2 separate regions of the Mus musculus genome follow, and region 1 is linked to region 2. Evidence: chromatin loops called from intact Hi-C (ENCODE). Cell type or tissue: heart. All regions are shown on one strand. Links, peaks and the distances in the headings refer to the core of each region. The heading gives the core; the rest is flanking DNA. Region 1 holds the start of A230028O05Rik (RIKEN cDNA A230028O05 gene). Region 2 overlaps Lpp (LIM domain containing preferred translocation partner in lipoma).

What was found. Hi-C counts contacts between places; a loop is a spot of excess contacts. Peaks named below come from ENCODE experiments on the same cell type or tissue, not always from the same donor. Only the 100,000 strongest peaks of a DNase experiment are listed, where the experiment ranks them.
Region 1: it touches region 2 in a loop (2.8-fold over the local background); 9 of 42 quality-filtered maps call a loop at or near these places.

Annotation. Positions count from the first base shown.
Region 1 is chr16:25,056,398-25,061,776 of GRCm38, forward strand. A230028O05Rik (RIKEN cDNA A230028O05 gene) reads left to right here and starts at 3,242. Exons shown (of 3, transcript NR_040374.1): 1 at 3,242-3,406. In heart, for the core only: a CTCF peak has its summit at 2,557; DNase peaks (open chromatin) are centred at 1,954 and 2,954; H3K4me3 peaks cover 1,663 bases; H3K27ac peaks cover 2,613 bases.
Region 2 is chr16:24,907,995-24,913,373 of GRCm38, forward strand. All of the region lies in intron 10 of Lpp (LIM domain containing preferred translocation partner in lipoma), which reads left to right. Among named protein-coding and RNA genes, the nearest start is that of Gm22672, 27 kb to the left of the region's middle. In heart, for the core only: a CTCF peak has its summit at 3,048; a DNase peak (open chromatin) is centred at 1,097.

The sequences.
Region 1 (5,379 bases), core at 190-5,189, 150 kb after region 2:
TCCAAATATTGCCTTTTCATTCTCAGTGGGACCCATGGGGGTCCTCCTGGCTTCTTGGAACTTTTGGACTCCTGGTTTCCACTTTTCAGTCTGTTGTCTTTTGACTTTTGCCCCATCTCTGAATCTGGCAATCTTGCAGTCTGGTGAGCATGCCCTTTCCATTCCGAGGTGGGTTTAGCTGCATTTTATTTTATTTTATTTTATCTTATTTTTACTGGGAATTTTTGTCAACTCGAAGTGTCTAGATCTTGGTAGTTCCTCTAGGATGTGCTGTGTTCTTTTTACCATGACCACACATATTCCTGAGCCAATGACCCACCTATAGGTATGTGCTTGGGCTTCTTGATGCTTCATGACACTTAGTGTTTTGTGATAGTCAAAGCAGACACCAGTTTCCCTTGGTATTAGATATTTATGTGCTCCTAGCATGTCTTTGCTTACTTATCCTCCTCTTGAAGGCCTGGACACGATCCACTTTCATTCGTCAAGTTTGATCATGCAGAGTTAATACATAATATTTACCAAATCAGTGCCCTAACAACGGAGTTACTAATGCTGGCTGTGAGCTGTCTTAGAGAGCACCGCAAGTTGTTCATGTATAGTATTCAAATTTAATCTTGGGAGAATTCCATTCTAAAAATGAGGAAAACATAGAGTGGCTATTTAGTGTGTGTGCACTTTCAGATAGGCATTATTCTAGGAAATCCCTATATATGTTCAGTTTTCATTCTACGGAGCACTTTACTGTGTGCCAGGCATATATTTTATCCCTTTACATTTAAACTCATTTTACCCACATAATTATAAAGCATGCACTATTGTTACCCTCTTGTATTTGATAAAATTGAAATTCATGGAACTTAAAAAATATATCCAAGTCAAAAAATAGAATTCAGATTCCCAATTCAGTAGTCTGGTTGAAGAGACATTCATTCCTTTCTGGTCACTGGGCTCCTTCCCCAGTCAGCCCTGCAGCACAGCCTCTATAAGCCGTGGTTATGTCCATTTTCACAGAGAACAAAGTAGACACCCACACAGATTAAATACCTGTACTGCAGCCCAGAGCTGAACCTCGACTGTGCTTTGAACATTCATCTGTTTTCAGAGACACGTGACAATTTTCAGCTTAGGTACATATGATATTGTCCAGCCATATGAGAGTTTTACTGTGCTCGGAGGGTTGGCCTGAACACAATGTATGTTGGGGAGGGTGGATACTTATAAATCCTAAGATGCAGAACTTCCTTTCAAGAGGCAAGTAAAAAGCTATTAAAATAATCTCTACCCCCCAATTTCTGTTTCTTTCAGCACGGTATTTCGACGGTGGTTCTTTAACCATTCACACTGAACGAGGAAAATGTTAAGTTTAAAATGGTCAGCAAAGGTGAGGTGGAACTTGTGGGCCTAGGTGGTGAGACGGACAGCCTTTCTATTTAAGGCCAGATGCACTGGCTGGGTTTAGAGATGTTTAGAGAAAAATAACAGTTCTCTACACCCAGATTCATAAGTGTGGACAAAACTGGTATGGTGATGTGGGGACCAGAGAGCAAATAATCAGATTGCTCACAGCAATATTTCTCTGTGACTGAGTGGGCTTGTGGTCGGATCTAAGAAAGAAGTAAGTGTGTTGACCTCAACTCAGGATGCAGACAGGCCCACTTTGGGCTCTCTCCATACAGACTCACCATCAGATGACCATGAGCCAGTCATTTCCTCCCTCCAAGACTCTTCAAGGACTCCATCAAATGGGCATGAGGCTCCATTGTGCTTATGCAGACTGCAGTTGGTCATCAAGGTCATGGAAAGTCTTGGCTAGCTGTGAGTGTGAACCCGAGGTGGGTGTAAGACGCTGACAGGGAAGGAAGTTTTGCCCCCTCTGTAGTTCCTCACAGGGCATTGTGCTGACAGAGCCGTAACAGATTGACTCATACAGAACACTAGGGAAAATGGGCATGATTGCCAGTTCCTAGGCCTGGAACTGGCTTCAGCTGGTTTACTGGTGGGATTCAGGGATGGGAGGTGCAACGGGTAGGTGCCACACTCAGGAAAGAGGGGTATTCTAGAAGGAGGGGTGTTCTTCCGTGCCAGAGGTTCAGGATGGGAGACGTTAAGCTCCAGTCTGGGCAGGCAGAGGAAGGGGCTGGCAGGACCCCATGCTTCTCTTTAGCTTCACACTGACTTCCCGCTCTCACAGACACGTCTCAAAACTCTGTCTCAGCCTCCGTTTCTCCAGCTGTAAATTGCAAAGACCCTACTTTTCAACATTTTGAGAAAGGCCTAGTACCCTCTCTCATCTACTCTGCGAGACTACTAAGGAGTGGTGAAGTTGTTCCAATAGTCGCTTGGTTTCTGCCCTGAGCTCAAGTTCTTTTAAGCCAGTTCTGGAATCCTTTGGGTGGTGGAGCGCACAAGGATTCCTGTGTGTCAGTAAGTGAGCGTACGTGACAGAGGGCTTTTAAATGAATCACTTTGTATATAGCAGGGCCGCACCTGCTCCTCAGACTCTGAAGGCAGTGCGAGCAACAAGATCATTCAAAAGCGCCGCTTTCCATTCAGGTCTATAATTAGCCAGCAGGCTGTTCACCCCTGGAGCTGCTGGGACGGGCCTGGGGCAGCCTGGAGGGGCGGAGCCGAGCCCCTAGGCCCGCCCCTTGGATTCCTCCTCCCGCTGTCCTGTCGGGTCTCCGGTTGTTCTCCCCACCCCCATCTGCGTTCTGGACCGTGCCGGGCTCTACGGGGCAGGATTCCTGGAGGACAGGGCCTGTCCACCCTCCTTTCGGGCTCCCTCTCCAGCTAAGAAGCCCCTCGAGGGATGCGACTCCCCTGGAGCAGCTGTATTTAGAGTGGCATCCTCTTCCCCGCCAGCCGGCTTCTGCGTCCCGCTCTCGGGGCTACCGCCCGCTCACCCCGCCCAGCTCTCCGGGCCCCTCCCAGCCGCCTCTCCCTCTTTGTCGCATTACATAGTAATCTGAGATGCATTGGATGGGCTCCAGGGAACAGAATGTACTTGGCAGAGGCGCGGGGCTTGATGTCTGCAAAATGTCGGAAACTCAGCCAAGAGCTGCTAACTGGGTCATTAACCTCCAAAAGCGAAGCGAGGGCTGTAGGCCCTCTCTGCCTCCCTTCATCTCGCCAATAAAAGTGCCTCAGTGTGAAGGAAAGAAAAAGCCCAAGGTTGGCTGCTTTGATTTCTAGGCACTGAAGGCAGACCGGTCTCCTCCCCCTGCCCGCGCCCCAGCTCCTCCCGGCTGCCTTTCTGTTCGGAACCAAGAGTTTACAAGTGGCCTTTCAAAGGCCCAGCAGCCCTGCAGGGCCAAGCTGCAGCATCTGTGAAGATGTTACCCTCCGCCCTTCCCAACCGCACAGCCTCAGACCCATTTTCTCCCCCCTGGGTTGCGAGGGAGGGGTAAGTTTGGAGGTGGGGCGAAGAAGAAAGTTCTAGTTTAGTCCTTCGGCACTATTCTGCTCCTCCCCCTTTCTGCTTGCTACTCCTCTTCCTTCTACCCTTCCCCTCCTTCCTGCTGGAAAGCTTACGGTGCTCCATATACAAAGCCTGGCTGATGAGCTCCTGGCAGCAGCTGTCAATCCTTTCTCTGCCTGTTAACTGTTACCTGTTCTCAACCTACCTCACCAGTTGGTCTTAAGGACCAAAGGAGAAAGTCCCTCTTTGATCCTGTGACCTTCAGGTCTCTAAAAGCCTAAGGTCTCTAAAGTCCAAAGGAACTCCGGACTTGTAAGTCCTGGAAAGTAAGCAGAGAAAGAGTCTCCCAAAGGCGAAATATCAAAAAGGGAGAGCCACTAAAATCCACCCCCTTCAGATTTCTGGCCATGTTGGACTGCCAAAAAGGTACTTCCTGTGATCATCCAAACCCATTTCTCCGTGGCTAGAGACTCAGGGAGAATTTGGTAGTGAAACCCGGAAGTGGTGTCTTCCTCAGATGAGAGTCCTTGATGGAGAGAGAAGACCACTTGCCCAGCAGAGACAAAGCAAACCCGGGGAGGGGAGAATTGACTTGGCGAATCATACTTAGAAACAGATGTCAGCTTGTCTACACAGTAGGCCAAACCCAGCCCGGGGTGCCCATGTCATTCTTGCCGCGGTCTATGGCAGGCATATCCGATTGACCCTGCCTTTCCCTGAGCATCCCACAGAGGCTAGTTTCTGGGCTTGATGACCTCTGCCTGACTTCCTACTGCCATGCCTCAGTTCCTCTGTAGCCATCAAATCTCAACTTGGGTGCCCCCACCTCTCTTGCTGCCTTCTTTCAGTTTTTCTGAGAGATTTACTAATGTCCTCCAGATAACCAGTCCCTTTGTGCCTGTGTTAAGTCTCTTGTATGGGATATAAGTTATTATATAGTTATTGCTCCATGGGTAGAACTCATTCCTTGTCAATATCAACACCGATGGCAAAGGCCACCCAGCACCCACCCTTCTTGATTTGCCTTCTCTTTGTTTAGGTAGGCCTTCTATCTATCTATCTATCTATCTATCTATCTATCTATCTATCTATCTATCTATCTATCTAATATTACATATATTTTATAATAATTACATATAATTTATAGACAGGGATTATCTGTGTAGCCCTGGCTGTCCTGGAACTCGCTCTGTAGACCAGGCTGGCTTTTGACTCAGGGATCTGCCTGCCTCTGCCATCTTAGTGACGGGATTAAAGGTGTGTGCCACCACAGCCTGGAGTCCTGAATAGCTTCCTTCATCACGCTAAAATGTCTGGCTTGGGTTGCATTTTATGTAGTCACCTTACTGAGGGCCTTTATGTGAGTGTCTGGCTTGGTAAAAGTCATAGCTTGCCTTGAGGGCTGTCCTGGGGCTGGCCAACCCTTCTGTTCTCACCAGTCTTCTGGAGGCAGGCTTCCATATACTCTCTTCTTCCTCCCTTGAGATAGCCTCAGGGCAGGAAAAGCCGCATTTTCTTTTTGACAAGTTTTCCCGGGATTTCTTAATACTCTGATTCCACAAGAAGTAGCTCACCACAGCTCTTCTTATGCTTCTCAGCACCTACACAGAAAAACTGTCACTAGGTGTTATAAAAGAGGCCTTAGACTCCAGAGAAGCGCACCGCCTGTTTGGGGACGAGTCCCCACTTCCCACCTTAACTGGATGTTTGGCCTTGCCCGATATTTTTCACTGTGCACATCTTCAGAATTCTCACTACAAGTTTCCCAAGAAGCCCACATTTTGGGAAGCTCAGAGCTCCTAGGAAAATATAAAAACATTTCAAGTTCCTTTCAGAACGTAGAAAAGACCAAGTCCCTTACTGTTCGCATCACAATAAAGAACTTAATCAAAAGTGAGCCAGTGCAAGAAGCATGAAGCTGCAGAAGATATTAAAGGTTTGGAAATAACAGCAAGCAG
Region 2 (5,379 bases), core at 159-5,158:
TGTGTAGCCCAGCGTTAGGTTATTGTAGCCTAATAGCCACATCTGCCTTGAACTTATGTACCAAACACACTGTACAGCAATACAGAGGAACACGGTTGTTCCTTTCCACACTGTTAGAATTTTATTGACTTTGCAAACAACATCAGTTTCCTAGGCTGCAATTTACAAAGCAGTCTCAATTTCCCATGATAGCTAGCAGTTGGCAAACACAGTTCTTTTATTCCGATCATAATTACTAATATTAACTCCCGGATCACACGTTACACTTCCTACAGTAATTATATGTATATCGGAAGGTTACAGAATGACTACTAAAAGGTTAAAGAGGCTGCCGAGTTCAAAGAGGTCTTGATGGGAGCAGAGGTGGAGGGCTGATCCTGATTCAGAGAGTCACTGCAGGTGGTTAGATGAGCTACTGAGGAATCCAGTTGAAGAATTATTGAAGGTTCAGAGCCTGGCAGCAGTAGTATCCCACATGATCCTGACCCCTCTGCTGCTGAAGAAGCTCAGTTGGTCGAGTGCTTGCTCAGCACTGTAGTGGCATGTAAGCCTAGAATCCCAGGATTTGGGAGGTGGAGGCAGAGGGTTAAGAAGTTCCAGGTTATCTTCAGCTGTAAATGAGCTCAAGACCACCTTGGCACATACATGACCCTTTAAAGCTGGAAGAAAAATCTGATAACTCGTCTCTTCATTCAAGTGGAATCAATCTGAATACAGACCCTGCTGCTTCCTATTGTGTAAGATGAACTGATAGAGACTAAGGTCCTTCAGATTTCTGCAAGTATTTCTTCCTATTAAGGGAGGCTGATAAAAAAAAAGTGGTTCTAATTTTGTTAGGTTGTCACAAATACTACATGAGTTCATTTGTGTTAAGCGGCCAGCACAGTGTCCCCCTCCTGATTGGGCCCCTGTAATACTGACTGTCATTATTGACTTTAACCCTGGAAACACCTATCACATCACATATTTTATAGCAAGTAGATTATAAGTATACTGTGAGCATTTGTCTCATGTTGACATCCTTTGCTTTTCCCTCCTGTTCCACTCTCCTGGCAGTACTTCAACCTGGATGAATGCACTACTTGTCTTTTGCTTGCCAAAGCAGCTGACTATTGTGAGAGAAAACCATGCAGCCAGGCATGGTGATGTCATTGTACATTCTGACCAACCTAGAGCTGGGCCTCAGTCCACTCTGCATTCCTACTTTCTGCTCCCAAGCAGTTCATAAATCTCACATTCTTACCCAGTTTCTATCTGCCTCATCCCTACTCCTTTCTTAAGGGATGCTTTTGCTTCATTCTTCATAGTGACGATGGAAACTTCAAGAAGAAACTCCCTTAGCTACTATCTTAGTTGGTGCTGTGAAGAGACACCATGACCATGGCAACTCTTAACAAAGAAAGCACTTAACTGGGGCTGGCTTATAGTTTCAGAGTCCACACAAGTATATGTCCACACGCAAGTAAGTGAACACAAGCAGAGCTGGTCATATCTGGGCGAGACTGACAACTTGTCTCAACATATTATACTGGCTTTGACACTGCACTAAAGTTAAGTCTTTTTCCCAGCAAGATAAAGGGCAGATAGCCTTCAGCTCCCATGAGTCAGTAGTAGTCAGACTAGCCAACTTTTAATTATTTTAAATGATATTTGAATATTTAAAATACAAATGTTTCCTTTGACTACAGAAATAAGTTAATATGGTATAAACAAAAGTGAACTTAAAAATCATTTCCTGTCTTCTTACCCCACAGGCCATAACATTTCCTGCCACCTCTTTGATGCTAAATACATTGAAGCCTTTTAATCTTTTTTTAAATTTTTTTGAGAAGCTCATACATGTGCATACATGTATGTATAAATACTGTATTTACATTTCCATACCTTTTTCTGTCTTTTTTAATCCCCTATGTTCTCTTCCCATTCTCTCTCAAATTTATGATGTTTTCTACTCAAATTATTATTACACACACACACACACACACACACACACACTCACACGCTGCTGAATCTATTTGGCGTTGTGTACACACACACACCAATCTGTTAAAAAATGGACACTTCATCTTCCCTCTGGGACTGAACAAATCTTTTCCCTTCACAGAACATGCAACCTTTCCTATTGTATCCTCACCTCTAGCCAAGAACTCCTAAAAATTAGAAAATTCTGGAGATCTTAGTCTCCCAGTACCCTATGTGATAGCCTCCTCTTTGCCCCCATCAAAATATCTAAAAGTCTCTATTTCAATTGCCTATTTATTTTCCAGGTACCCAATCAGTAATGAACTTCCCCTGGGGCAGAAGGACTCCAATTTGTTTTGTATTCTTTGGGCCATAGTTGGGTCAAGCCTGGGACGTTCGGCATAGCAGGCAAGCACTCACACCTGAGTTCAGTTTCTCAGTGCTTTTTTACCAAGGGGCAGGAAGTGAGAAGTTCTGAATGAATATGAGGTCTGAATGAATATGAGGCAAAGAACTAGGATTGATCCTTCCTCTCTCTCTCTCTCTCTCTCTCTCTCTCTCTCTCGGATTGCTATGTGGTAAGTTGTTGTGTGCTTGTTAAGTGTTTCCACAACCGTGCTACATGAAATTGCATTTCCGATCCTCTTAGTCATTTCCTACGAATGTTGCCAAAATTATTTTCAGTTTGCTTTTACATTCTCTCCATCTCCCCCACATTGTGTAGACTAGAATAAAACAATGTCTAACTAACACTGACTGGTTTGTGAGGACTGGGGTTGATTGGGGTAGGAGGGAGAGAAGGGAAGTTAGGCTAAGAGTAATTAAGAATATATATGTATATATGTATATATGTATCTGTATACACACACATACATACAAATGTACATGCATACACACACACACACATATGAAATTCTTAAGGAACAAATTTAATAAAGGATTGTTTAAACTCCCCTCCCTTTTTGGTATGAGGCTAGCTGCTCATAAAGAAAACAAAACTAAAGAATAGAAGTGAATCATGATGTGGGGAAAGTCCAGGGACTGTAAGTGACGTGTGCCTCTAGTGCCTCTGGTGGGCACAGGTCCACATCTCAAACAGCCCAGCTGTTGTAGCCGTTAGCTTCTCTTGAGGGGCTGGCTGACAGAAGGAAATTGATGTTGCTTTTGAGGGAGGAACAGAGCAGCAAATGTAAAGATAATCAGGCCTTCCTCCACCCTAGTGAGAAAAACTGAGGCCGACCCCTAGGTGATGTAGCTACTCACTTCACTGCTGTGCAGAAGCACAGGTAACCAGCAGCCTGCCCCGCTGAGGCCCATGTTTTCCTTTGTGGCATGTGTGTGGCATTCATTATTCAATAGGATATTCATATTCGGGCTCTCTTGGAAGCCACCCCACTCCTGTGCAGAGGCAGCTTTTCTGCCTCTCTGTCCAGTCACCAAGAGAACCTTTGGGAAGCTGCATCCTCATGTGCAGATCAGTATGGCAGATACTGGGCACAGCTGGAACCTTCATGAACTCACATGCCTTTACCTACCAGGGACTTTATTTTTATTCTTGTCTTATGTGGTAGATTTACAAAGTGTATAATTTCCCTTGCAGGACAGGAGACAGTTATTTCTGTCCTTCCTCTCTTCCTTCCTTCCTTCCTTCCTTCCTTCCTTCCTTCCTTCCTTCCTTCCTTCCTTTCTTCTTTTTTATGGTTATATTTGGTGCTGGTTTCTATAGGTATTGTTTTGTTTCTTTTGGTTCTCTTTTGTTTTGTTTTTTGAGACAGGGTTTCATTATGTAGCCCAGGCTTCTACATAACACTCAATTCTTTTGTCTCTGCCTGGTATGCATTAGCACTACAGGTATGTACCACCATGCCCAGCCAGGAGTCCTTTTCTTAGCTGACATCCAGGTGGCCTTTCTTAGAGATTTCTCATGAACCTCTGGCTGAGACCATATGAGTAATGGGCAGAAGTCACAAGAAAGGATAGCATCGTTCAGGAAATAAAATGAGCCTGGTTTTAAGAAGTGTTTTGGCAACATTGCCTTGTATCCTCTGCTACAGTACTTACACATGGGTGCTTCGCATTGGTAGTTGGCAGTTCTCAATGTGTGTTCAGTGTTTCTGACCTCTGGCTGTATTAGAATTAACATGGGAATTTTCATTTTTTAATTCTCGTACCGAGGTCTATATCCTTGATCAATTGAACCAGACTTTCAAGTTTGAGGCCTGACATTGACAGTTTAGCATTGTTTTGAATCACATAACAATAAAATATCGTATAAAAACTTTGGGGTGGGGAGGCCTAGGTTGATTGAGGGTCTAATTTAAAGTGAATGATCAGCAGAGTTTGAATGACTCAGGTACTGTCTTCTGCCACTGTCTTGCTCTCAATTTATATTTTGTTGGGCTCAGTAGGACAAGGAGGGAGCAAAGAAAAGAAAGCAACCTTTTCCGAATGCATTTTCATGTGCTAACCAAGGATTTTTTTTAAGAAAAAAAGCCCCAGCACAAAGGAGAAAAGTGACAGAAATTAGTCTATGCAGTGAAGGAAGGACTGCTGCACCAGAAATCAGAGCCTTAGGCTGGTGCTGATCTGGCCATGACCTTTACATTGAAGGGAACTCAATAAACATCAAGGCCAGGCCCAGGGCTCAGTAGTTTAAAGTGCTTGCTTCACAAGGCTATTGCCCTCATGCCTGGAGCCCATGGTGAAGGTGAGAGCAGATGCCCAAAATTATCCTCTGACCACCATACACACATAGTGGTGGTAGTGTGTGTGTGTGTCTGTGTGTGTGTGTGTGTATAAGCACACCAATACTAGTTAAATTAATGACAACATATTACATCTATATGTTTTTGATGTTATGTTATATTATTATTGCATATTTAAAAACTTAGTGCTTTAATACAATAGTTATTTTTTCAATAATGGCTCCTTGTTGGTTTCCACTTGTGGACTCAGGGACATGAACCCACTTTGCTGCCAGGTCTACCATTGCTCTAGAGCTCTAAGGCCCACAGGCTACAGCCTTAGCCTTGGACACAGGAGGAAAGATGGTGGCCAGGGTCTCATCAGGAGCTGCAGCTGATTGCCATCCTGGAAGAGTGACCCCATGTTCCTTCTACCATACTCCATGGGCTGGGACTCAGGTGATAATTACAAGACACGGTTGGAAGTATGACTAAGCTGAGCCACAAAGCAGGGATGCTTCGATGCATGTCTAGCCTGTCTTTGCTCTCTGTCACCATTCCAGAGCCATTCGTATTGGTGTGGTTCAGTCTGAAACAGGAAGCTGTGGTACCTCAGAACAAACTGTGGTTGATTTAGCTTTCTCTAAGTAAAATAAACTTATATATTGTTCCTATATGTGTTCCTTATAATAATCTAATTTGAACCAGTGACTAAAACATATGTTCTTGGTTC